2 separate regions of the Mus musculus genome follow, and region 2 is linked to region 1. Evidence: chromatin loops called from intact Hi-C (ENCODE). Cell type or tissue: left cerebral cortex. All regions are shown on one strand. Region 1 overlaps Spock1 (sparc/osteonectin, cwcv and kazal-like domains proteoglycan 1). Region 2 overlaps Spock1 (sparc/osteonectin, cwcv and kazal-like domains proteoglycan 1).

Region 1 (5,000 bases):
GGAGTTATAGAGTACCATGCAGCATCGCACCTATAGCATCTCATTCTATACCATGGATATAGTGACACATGGGGCTATACGATACACACCCCACAGATAAATATGGACTACATTTGTACTTGCTGTGTGCCAAGGTCTCAAAGGAGATGCTTTTTTCCTTCTAGAAGCAGACAGATAAACAGACCAGCGTACTGTCTGGTTTTGTGTGTCAACTTGACACAAGCTGGAGTTATCACAGAGAAAGGAGCCTCTCTTGAGGAAATGCCTCCATGAGATCCAGCTGTAAGGCATTTTCTCAATTAGTGATCAAGGTGGGAGGGCCCATTGAGGGTGGTAGCATCCCTGGGCTGGCAGTCTTGGGTTCAAAAAGAAAGCAAGCTGAGCAAGCCAGGGGAAGCAAGCCAGTAAGAAACATCCCTCCATGGCCTCTGCATCAGCTCCTGCTTCCTGACCTGCTTGAGTTCCAGTCCCGACTTCCCCTGGTGTTGAACAGCCATGTGGAAGTATAAGCTGAATAAACCCTTTCCTCCCCAACTTGATGTTTGTGCAGGAATAGAAAGCCCGACTAAGATAGCCAGGATGGTGGGGGAATGTAAGGGATTGACCCTAGGCACAGAGGCGGGGCCCTGGAGGAAACTGGAACAGATGGGAACGTGAAATGCCGGAGCAGATCTGTCTTTCCCTGGGCTGCTAGCTTTCTTTATTTCTGTGGCAATTAAGTTTCTTCTTGGAGCTCTTCTCCATGTGGCTAGGAGAAAACCAGCCCTGATCAGTCTGTGAGTTTGCCCCAGCTACAGGGCCCCATCTTGGTCTGAACTGATAGCTGAAGCAGGCACAGGGCACCAGCCAGCTCTGGGCACCACCTTCTCTTCTGCTTGTTCTTCAGTTGGCATCTCTATCAAGCACTCACGGTGCCTGGGTGCTATTCTTGGCACCAAGAGGAAGCAGGCCTGGGGACCAGAAGCCCTTCCTCATCTGTTCTGTCCCCAGGAATTCTAGACGGAGGAGATATGCCATATACATTTAGAACTATGAATTGTCTGCAGCCCTCAGAGGTGTCCTAGCAGAACAGCCAGTGAAGAGGAAGAAGGAACCGGCAGCGAGCATCAAAAGAAAAGAAGCGCCTGGAATGGGAAGCCAGAAATGGAGCTCAGAACGGGGCTGTCTGGGGAGTGGAGCATGTGCTGGACTGGGAAGACCTCTGGGAGGGCCACCTTCTTTCCCCAAGTATATTACATGGGGTGGGGGGAAGAGCGGCAAACTGAAGCTGTGGATGTTGATCTCAGCTGCAACCTGTTACAATATCTCTGCTGTAACAGGGTCTGGGTTGGGGAGTGGCAAACTGTTACAGTATCTTTGCCCTCCCTGTGCATGCTTGCTTTCTCTCTCTCTCTCTCTCTCTCTCTCTCTCTCTCTCTCTCTCTCTCTCTCTGTGTGTGTGTGTGTGTGTGTGTGTGTGTGTGTGTGTGTGCAAAACATCACATCATTTATTTTTTTCTAAAGCCCCCTTTATATGGAGCCTTGCATATGTCTTTGGTATTTTGTGTGTGACACTAGGCACTGGCTTTGTTATATACAATTTACAGTTAACGTCTTTCAGCATTTCATCTGAAAGCAATTTGTGTATGAATTGGCTGAACTTTGCCCTCTCTTTTATAGAGAGGGTTTGGCAAGTCATTGACAGAATATGAGAAAGGGGTGAGATGGAAGGGGGGAGAGAAAGGAAGTTTCTTAAGAGAGCAAACAGACAAGTCTCTTAGCCTCAGTTTTAGCCTCAGTTTCCTGCTTTGTAACGGGAGGAAAGAGTAACCCTGCAAGGTCTAACTAAAATCTTTGTGTTGATGCTTGTGCATTTAGCCTTCGACTGAGTCCTGCTTGCTTTTATCCTAAAGATTTTATGTCTAGGGAGAACCTCAATTATTGCCTCTTTAACAACTTATTGAAGGTCTGCTCTTTCCTGAGGGTTAGGCAGGTCTTAGCCAGCAGGATCCAGTCACAGCTCATTAAGAGTCCGCCCTCTACCGGGAAACAGGAGCAAGGACCTTGCTTGCTGGCTAAAGTGGCCTGTGCTTAGGATTCTGGGAAGTCTTCAGGAACCAACAGGCAAAGCAAGTTAAAATCCCTTCCCAAGCTATTGCTTCTGTAACCACTGGGTATATAAAGAGCTTAAGACAGAATGAGTAACCTCTGCCCACTATCACCAAGATACAGTAGCTGTTAACATCCTTGCCGTTATGTTTTCCATATACACCTGTATCCTTTCCCTTGAAGCATTTAGCAGTTTCCAGACATTCTGATGAGTAACCCCTGTCAACAGATAGGGGCGTCCTTCTATGTATCCACCTTAGAAAACATTTACCATTGCACTCATGGAAAAATAATTTTAAAGCATCACCTAAAACTGTGATTCACATTAAAATCATTATGCTTTCTCCCCCAAAAGACTCTTATAGCTTTGCACCTAAGTACTAAGGAGGCAACTATCATGTTTGCTATTATTCTTCTAACCCAGACAGTGGCTGTCCACCCTGCCCTACCCTACCTCATCCCAAGGTATGGTTTTCTAGGCAGCTTTCTTGTCAGAGGTCCTCTGGTTGGGGCCTTTTGGTCCCCCCACCCCCCAACTTGGTTCAAGTCCCACAATTGTGGCTACAGTATTTAAAATAATTATTTTTAGATTTATTTGTTCTATGTGTATGAGCGTGTTTTGCCCACATGTATGTAAATGAACCACAGCGTGTGCCTGGTGCAGGCAGAGGTCAGAAGAGTGTGCCAATCAGATCCCTTGGAACTGGAGTGACAGATCATGAGCCACCGTGTGAGTGATGGGAACCAAACTAGAGTCCTTTGCTTAAGCAACAGGTGCTCTTAACCAGATGTCAAAGTCGTGTCTTTTAACTGCTAGTAGAGGAAGGTGCACCTGCTTGCATGTTTGGGAAGGTTCTGAATGGAGCCAAAGATCCATCTCTTGTTTCTCCACCTGACTCCTTCCAGAGAGTCCCCAGCCGTTCAAGTCCTGGGCACTGACAGGAGGCTGGCCATCTTTCCATCAGCCAGAGACAGTCTAGGCTCTAAGCCAGCAGGGGAAAGTACTGTCCCCATGGTATTGATATGGCAGAGGAGGGGGAGACAGATAATGTATCTGGGGGGCGGGGTTAGGAATATTAAGTGGGTAGTCAGGAACTGAATGGAGAAACAAAGTGAATGGGGAAAGAGCTACAGAGAAAGGTAGCAAGGTAGAGGTAGAGAGATCTGACTCCATTTGAGAAAAATCAGCGAGGCTGGCACAGCTGGAGGGAATAGCTGGAGGGACCCTCTAACGTCTGACGCTTGCAGGCAGTGGCCGCTCACTCAGTTCACGCCCAATTATTAGAGCCAGCAAAGCCTGGGGATTATTTCCCTCCCTCTACTGTGACATGATTTTGGGCGAATGAAAACAAATCAGAATTCATCAACTGTGAACAGAATTGTCAACTGTGAACCGTCAACAGTCTGGTTTAAAAATAGAAGACGGATTGACGAAATGCAGCGGAGAAAGCAATTTAAATAAAACGTTAAAAATAATAATACCCCAAGCATGCAAGGCCCCGGGAAGAGTGTGGAGTCCTGCGTGAGCAGTGAACTAGAGAGAAGTTATTAGCTCTGCTTTACAAATCACAGGAGAGAAAGATTCACCGGCCATTTGCAGGAGTCGTTCACTCACACCAACGGGTTGGTGTGTTGTTGCAAAACAGAAGCGAGGATTGGCTGGGAAATGTGCTAGCACATGTGTTTTAAGTAGGTCAGTGTTTGGAGCACCTGTACAGACTTCTTCAGTGTTGTCTTTCTCCGCTTCTCAGGTAGTTGGGGAGGGCACTTACGGCACAGCAGGTTAAAGGTCTAGAAGCATCCGGGGGCTGGTTGTATTTATATCTGTGATAGTGTGAATATGGGGGCTGGTTGTATTTATATCTGTGATAGTGTGAATATGGAGGCTAATCTGTGCTTAAATGGCCTTACCTGATTTCCTAGTTTCTCAACTCCATTCCTTTGTAGAACTGTGGCTAATGATTCAGATAACCACCATATCATAAGATGAGTATAAGGCTTGAATTTTTCATATGTCCACACCTCCATCACAGAGTCAGAAGGGACACAGGGCAGCTGACTTCTCACATCCTGACACTACTGCTCTGGAATGGTTTGGTTTGGTCTTACGCCTTACTAATAGACCTAAGCCATGTTGGCACGAAGACTTACGTTTTTAATTCTAAAACAGAGCATCTCCTTGTCCTGGAGTCTCTCTCTCTCTCTCTTCTTAAAACACAAGACACAAAGTGTTACCAGTCAGTTTGGCTATCAGGCAAAGACCTAGAAACTGAGCTGTGTAAGGGACAGTGTTCCCCTCTCATAGCCCAGGAGGCCGGGCATTTGAGATCAAAATAACTAACAATGGCTGGCTCATCCTGAGGCAGAGAGGAGTTGCTCTCTTGGTCTTTGGTGCCTCAGGAGCAGGGGGTGTCTCTGGAGGTCCTTGGCTTAGAGATAGCTCTCTCTCTCTCCTGTGTCTCAACACATCACCATCCTTACCTGGGTAACTCAGTGTCCACATATCCCTTCCTTATATGGATACCCAAAATACTGGCTTCAGGCCCCAGTGAAGCTGTTTTCATTTGGCTGTCTATGAAGTCCCCCCCACCCCCACTGTAGCAGAGGTCCAGGTCTGAGAGTCATTTGGACCCAGTTTGCATGCGGGATGGAGTTAGGCCCTAGTGGGAGGTGTATAGCTTCTAGAGGGTGACTAGGGTTGACTACAGACAGCAGCAGAGGGTCTGTGCTGCTATGTCCTCTTTAGGGTGGGTAGGTCTAGAGGAATAGCTTTCCTGTAGGAAGTACCGACTCAACTGTGATCCCAATGGGTGTCTTTCAGTCTGTCTCAAGGAGGTCTCCCAGGTACACCTCCAGCTTTGGCTATTGTGAGTGCTGTAAGGAGCTGAGAGGAGAGGGGCTCTCCAGTCCAG
Region 2 (5,000 bases), 99 kb before region 1:
ATCTCAGTTCCCAGTAGTGTCTTTGTTCCCCTCTAAAACCTCAACTATCCTGCTAATCCAGTATTTCAAATTCCAACTAGATGGCCCTGGTACTTCTTGGAACACCCTATGATTTATCTGACGTGTAGCTCTAAGCTCTTTTATATTTCTCCTCTAAACCAGTTCCAAAGTCTTATGAGTCACATGGTCAGGCTTATTACAGCAACAACCCCACTCCTAGTACCAATTTATATATCACTTACTTTTCTCATTGCCATGACAAAATACCTGAGGAAAGAAAGCTACTTAAGGAAGGGTTTATTTGAGCATATGGCTTAAGGAAGAGCCCATCATGGAAGAAAAGGCATGGTAGCAGGAGCATGGGAGAGACTTTTCATATTGTATTTATTGTGAGGCTGCAGAAAGCAGAGAGGAAAGAGAGTTGGGCTATAAAACCTCTTGTCTAACCCCACACCCTGTGATCTTTTTTTTTTCCCAGAGAGACTCTCTTTCTTAAAGGTTTTTACAATCATTGCAGATAGCACCAGCAGCTAGTGGCCAAATCTTCAAACATGCAAGCCATGGAAGGCTCTCCTCATTCAAACAATAGAGTGTTCAGAGCTAGAGTTTCCCATGGCCTGGTGCATCTAGTCTTCTATCTGATTGCTGATTGCTGCTTGATGACAGAATGAAGGATCTTAAAGCAGAGTCTCTGCCTCATACCCATCCTCAGGGACAGGCAATGGCTGTCACTAATTATGGTACAATATGCAAATTTAGTAGTATAGTGCTTATAAGTCTTCCTATCCTATTTTAAGACAATCTGTCCTTATCAGTTGTGGTGGCTTGAGTAAAAGTGGTCCCACAGGTTCGTGAGGAATGGCACTATTAGGAGGTGTGGCCTTCTTGGAGGTGTGTCATTGGGAGTGGGTTTTGAGGAATCAGAAGCTCAAGCCAAGCCTAGTGTCTCTCTCTTCCTGCTGCCTGCTGATCCACATGTAGAACTCTCAGCTCCTTCTCCAGCACAATGTCTGCCTATGTGCCGCCAGCCTTCCTGCCATGATGACAATAGAACAAACCTCTGAATTGTAAGCCAGCTCACAATTAGATGTTTTCCTTTATAAGAGTTACCATGGTCACAGTGTCTCTTCACAACTATAGAACAGTGACTAAGATACAAGTCCCCACAGATTTATAGCCTGTAGCACACATATCTCTATTTCCTTTTTCCATAGATACACTCATGCTGCCACTTCTTCCCAGAATGCTTTACTTCAACCTGATGTAGACTTTCCTCTATGTGTTCAGTGGTGTGGGTGACCCCAACATAACCCTCAACTTTACTGAGATGTTGCTTCTGTCAGTTGGCATCCTAGAGTTCCCATTCTGTTTGGATCTTACTGGTGTCATGTGTGTGGTGGATATGCTAACATAGAACACAGAACTTGTGTGTGTGTGTGTGTGTGTGTGTGTGTGTGTGTGTGTGTGTGTACACGCGTGTGTTTTATCATCACTACCTCTCATCCCTCATCTGTGCCTAGCCTCAGGCCGCATGTGCAGGAGGTGCATGAGGTTAGATTCAATTTCTAGGTAAACTTGTGGGACTGTCCACCTGATCACTTGCTTTGCAATGTGAAGGCTGAGAAAGGAACAGTTCATTGCTGGCTCATCTGCATTTTCCATCATCCTGGAACCCGAACACCAGAGGTTTCTATTTTGAGACTGTGTTCATCAGATAGTGGGGGAAGAAGATAGCTCAGGAGAGGGAAGGAAGCCCCTCTCAGCTCTGACCTGAATATTCTGGAACTGATGACTTTCTTGGTTTTAAAACAAGAATGTGAGCATCTATGGCAAAGGGACATTGTGCTGGAGGTGTGACATCCTCAGGGGTGTGACTGAAAGTTCTGGGAGTCTTGGTAGCAGGCTTATTGGGAAATATAACTCAAGTTTTAAATTTGGAGATGCCTTTGAGTTGGGCATTCCTCCTTATATGATGATGCTAATAACCTCATAGCCACAGAGGGAGAGAGAATTGAGCTATTGAGGTAATGTGCCTATTATTTTAAAGGGTAAAGATTTCCATCTCATATTTACCCACTCATTGTCTTATTTAAAGTGACTGAGGACAGGCACAAACATTACCATTGAAAGGGCTACTATTAACCAATCGTTTCATTTTAAGCACACATCTTTCTTTTTGCTGTATGCGTATACTGCATTCAGCCTGGCAGGCATTAGCATGTGCTGTTTGCCCAATGGGCCCAGTCAGACAAAGCTTGTGGGAGGGTTCAGAAATGAGTAAGGGGCTGGCTGTGGAGCTGAACTCTCACCTCTGTCATGCCCAAGTGTCTTGCTCAGGCACTTGACAGTATTTCCCAGTTCGTTCAGTCACTACACAATAGCAATATTAACAGTTACTTTGTAGCATCCTTTTGAAAACAAAAGGAGTTACTTTGTAGCATCCTTCTGAGCACCAAAGGCATGGCCATGTGATACTTTCTTGCTTCAGACTTGTGATGGCACAAAAAGTATCAACCAGTGACAGGTAGGACAGAGTAGGGCTTAGTCTGTAAGGAGCATGCAGGACAAGGGTGAGATGGCCCTGCCTCTGTTTGGCACTCACAAAAGCCCTGTGAAGTTGGTGGAGGTCCTAATAATCTCCCCTCTTTGGCAAAGTCAGGGCCTGCCCAAAGTTCAGAGGTGGCAAGCTATTAAATTGAAGTCCACTTTAAATTCTTGCTACTGGATCTTGGGAACAAACTTCAGTCAGATTCTGTGAGGCAGGGTTGGAACAAGGCTGTCTGCCTGCTCCTCTGTACGGTTTAGGCTGCTCTACATGGGGTTTTTTCCGAGTGGTTGGAGAAGTGGATGTCATGAGAAGGTGATGGGACCCAGGACTCCAAGATTCTCTGATAAAGTGGAGGATGGTCAGGGCCTCCCTGTAAGCCTGGAAGCCACCCTGTGGAGGTGTCTGAGTAAGTTAACTAATCAACTAATCGGCACTTCAGATCTTCCAAGGGGGAGCAAAGTCTGCCTTCTCTGCAACGAAATTGGAGAATGAATCAGGCGCTCGCTCTCCAAGGAACTCAGAATGGCGCCTTTATTTTTAGATCAAATGGGGGAAGAGGAGCAGAGCAGCCACGTGCTTTGTTTTTATGCTGCGCGTGGCTGGCATCGGATCTCTTCCTTTCTTCAAAGCACACTGTGGATCTATATCTGAGAAAACTGGGGCTGGATTCTGCCTTTTCGCATGGTCCCATTTTTATAATAAAAATCTATTTTTAATATAGGAAGAAAATAATGCTGGAGCTTAAAGAGCTCAAACGGCCTTAGAAACACCCCTCAACACACACACACACACACACACACCCCAGACAGTCTCTTCCTAACCAGCCTGAAAGCAGAAGTCCCTATTCACTTTCCGACTCAACTCGTCACGTCATGCTTTTCTGTGGAACTGCTCTTTTGAGCCAGGCACTGTGCTAGGTTCCTGGAGATACTGGTCAGAAGCTGGCTAAAGTCATACTCGGCACGGCCCCATTAGGCTCAGAGACAAGACTACCATTCCCTCAGATGTGTTTCACACGGGAAGAAAACCAGAATCAAGAAAACATGTCAGCCAGGGCAGAGGTGAGGCAGGGGTGAGGAGGAGATGAGGCAGAGGTAGAGCAGAGGCACTCACTCTAAACAAAGTGAGGCCCTTTCCCCTTTCATCCCAAGGGTGTGTAGAAGTGGTATGGTAGGGTCCCAATACTGCCATAAGCAGAGAGTCAATTGTTGGGCAGGTTTTATACCCTGCCAGTCACATCCTAGTAGGTGGGGAGTGGTGGCCAGCCAAGCACCGGGCATCTTTGCAGTGAAGCAGCTGTGAGTGGTAGAGGCCCCTTGAAGCCAATAAGCCTTCACAGTGAGGAGAGCAGAGAGAAAGGTGGCTCAGGGCACTCCTGGGAGACTGACCCCCATCTCTGCTCCCTGCCTGGCTTTGGGTGGGATTTCCAGATGGACAATATGTCAGAGATGTCTCCATCTGTTGGTCTCTCTTGCTACAGGACACTACAACAATGTTATTCAATCTCTCTCTCTCTCTCTCTCTCTCTCTCTCTGTGTGTGTGTGTGTGTGTGTCTGTCTGTCTGTCTGTCTCTCTTCTCTATTTTGAAGGAACCACAGATTGTTCCCAGGGTCTTGTGCACACTAGCCCACATCTATGGCCTTCTTTTTACTTTGTATTATGAGACAAGATCTCATTTAAGGTATCCAGGCTGATATTGAACTGCCTCCATAGCCCAAGCCTATTAGAAAACCACGGTTGTCCTGTGTTGGTGGGACCAGTTTAGGACTGTTCTTCAAAAGAATTGCCAGTCAGTGCTGGGGCCCACTCTTCCTCTCAGCTCAGAGTCAATTGACATTTCTGTTCGAAGTCTGTTGATTTAATGTGTCTCCATTTCAACCCGGGATGAGGGGAGGAGGGGGTATTTTCAATGTGTTGATTTCAAATAAGCTTTGTTATATAATGCCTGTCCCCTCCCCACAGCCCTGAGATTTTCCCTCTCTGTTCTTGAGCCCCAGATCACCTAACCCTTCCTTGCCTGCTTTCTCCCCAAGTCTCTCTGGACTATCAGGCTTCCTGGCTGTTCCATCCTCCCCAATCTTCTTACCACCTCTTCCCCTTTTCTGCCCACACTGAGTCCTTAACTCAGCTGTGTCCAGGAGCTGTTTCCAGGGAAGGTGCCTCTGGTCTTCCACCCAGACCTCTTTGAAGATGTCTTTGATAGTGTGGAATGCCCCCGGCGGACCTGGACCAAGAGATGGTCATATTTGCCCTCTAGCCAAAATTGCCCAGATTTCAAAGAAAACAAATGTCATCCTTAACCCCACATGGTGGATTTTCTCTGGGAGAAATCTCCACAGATCCTAAAGCACAACCCGCATTCATTCAATTACTCGGGGCAGCTGCTGCTCCCGGAGGCCACCGATCCAGTTCTGCCCCCGGAGTGCTCGGCATCCAGGCTTCTGCCAATTA

What was found. A loop is a pair of places that touch in the nucleus more often than their neighbours do. Peaks named below come from ENCODE experiments on the same cell type or tissue, not always from the same donor. Only the 100,000 strongest peaks of a DNase experiment are listed, where the experiment ranks them.
Region 2: it touches region 1 in a loop (2.4-fold over the local background); 3 of 42 quality-filtered maps call a loop at or near these places.

What each region holds. Positions count from the first base shown.
Region 1 is chr13:57,518,371-57,523,370 of GRCm38, reverse strand. All of the region lies in intron 6 of Spock1 (sparc/osteonectin, cwcv and kazal-like domains proteoglycan 1), which reads left to right. Among named protein-coding and RNA genes, the nearest start is that of Gm33240, 76 kb to the right of the region's middle. In left cerebral cortex, a CTCF peak has its summit at 2,022 (motif pointing left); DNase peaks (open chromatin) are centred at 886 and 2,011; H3K27ac peaks cover 855 bases.
Region 2 is chr13:57,617,649-57,622,648 of GRCm38, reverse strand. The region is part of intron 4 of Spock1 (sparc/osteonectin, cwcv and kazal-like domains proteoglycan 1); the gene reads left to right. Among named protein-coding and RNA genes, the nearest start is that of Gm33240, 180 kb to the right of the region's middle. In left cerebral cortex, no CTCF peak of the experiment used is centred here; a DNase peak (open chromatin) is centred at 3,117; H3K27ac peaks cover 3,082 bases.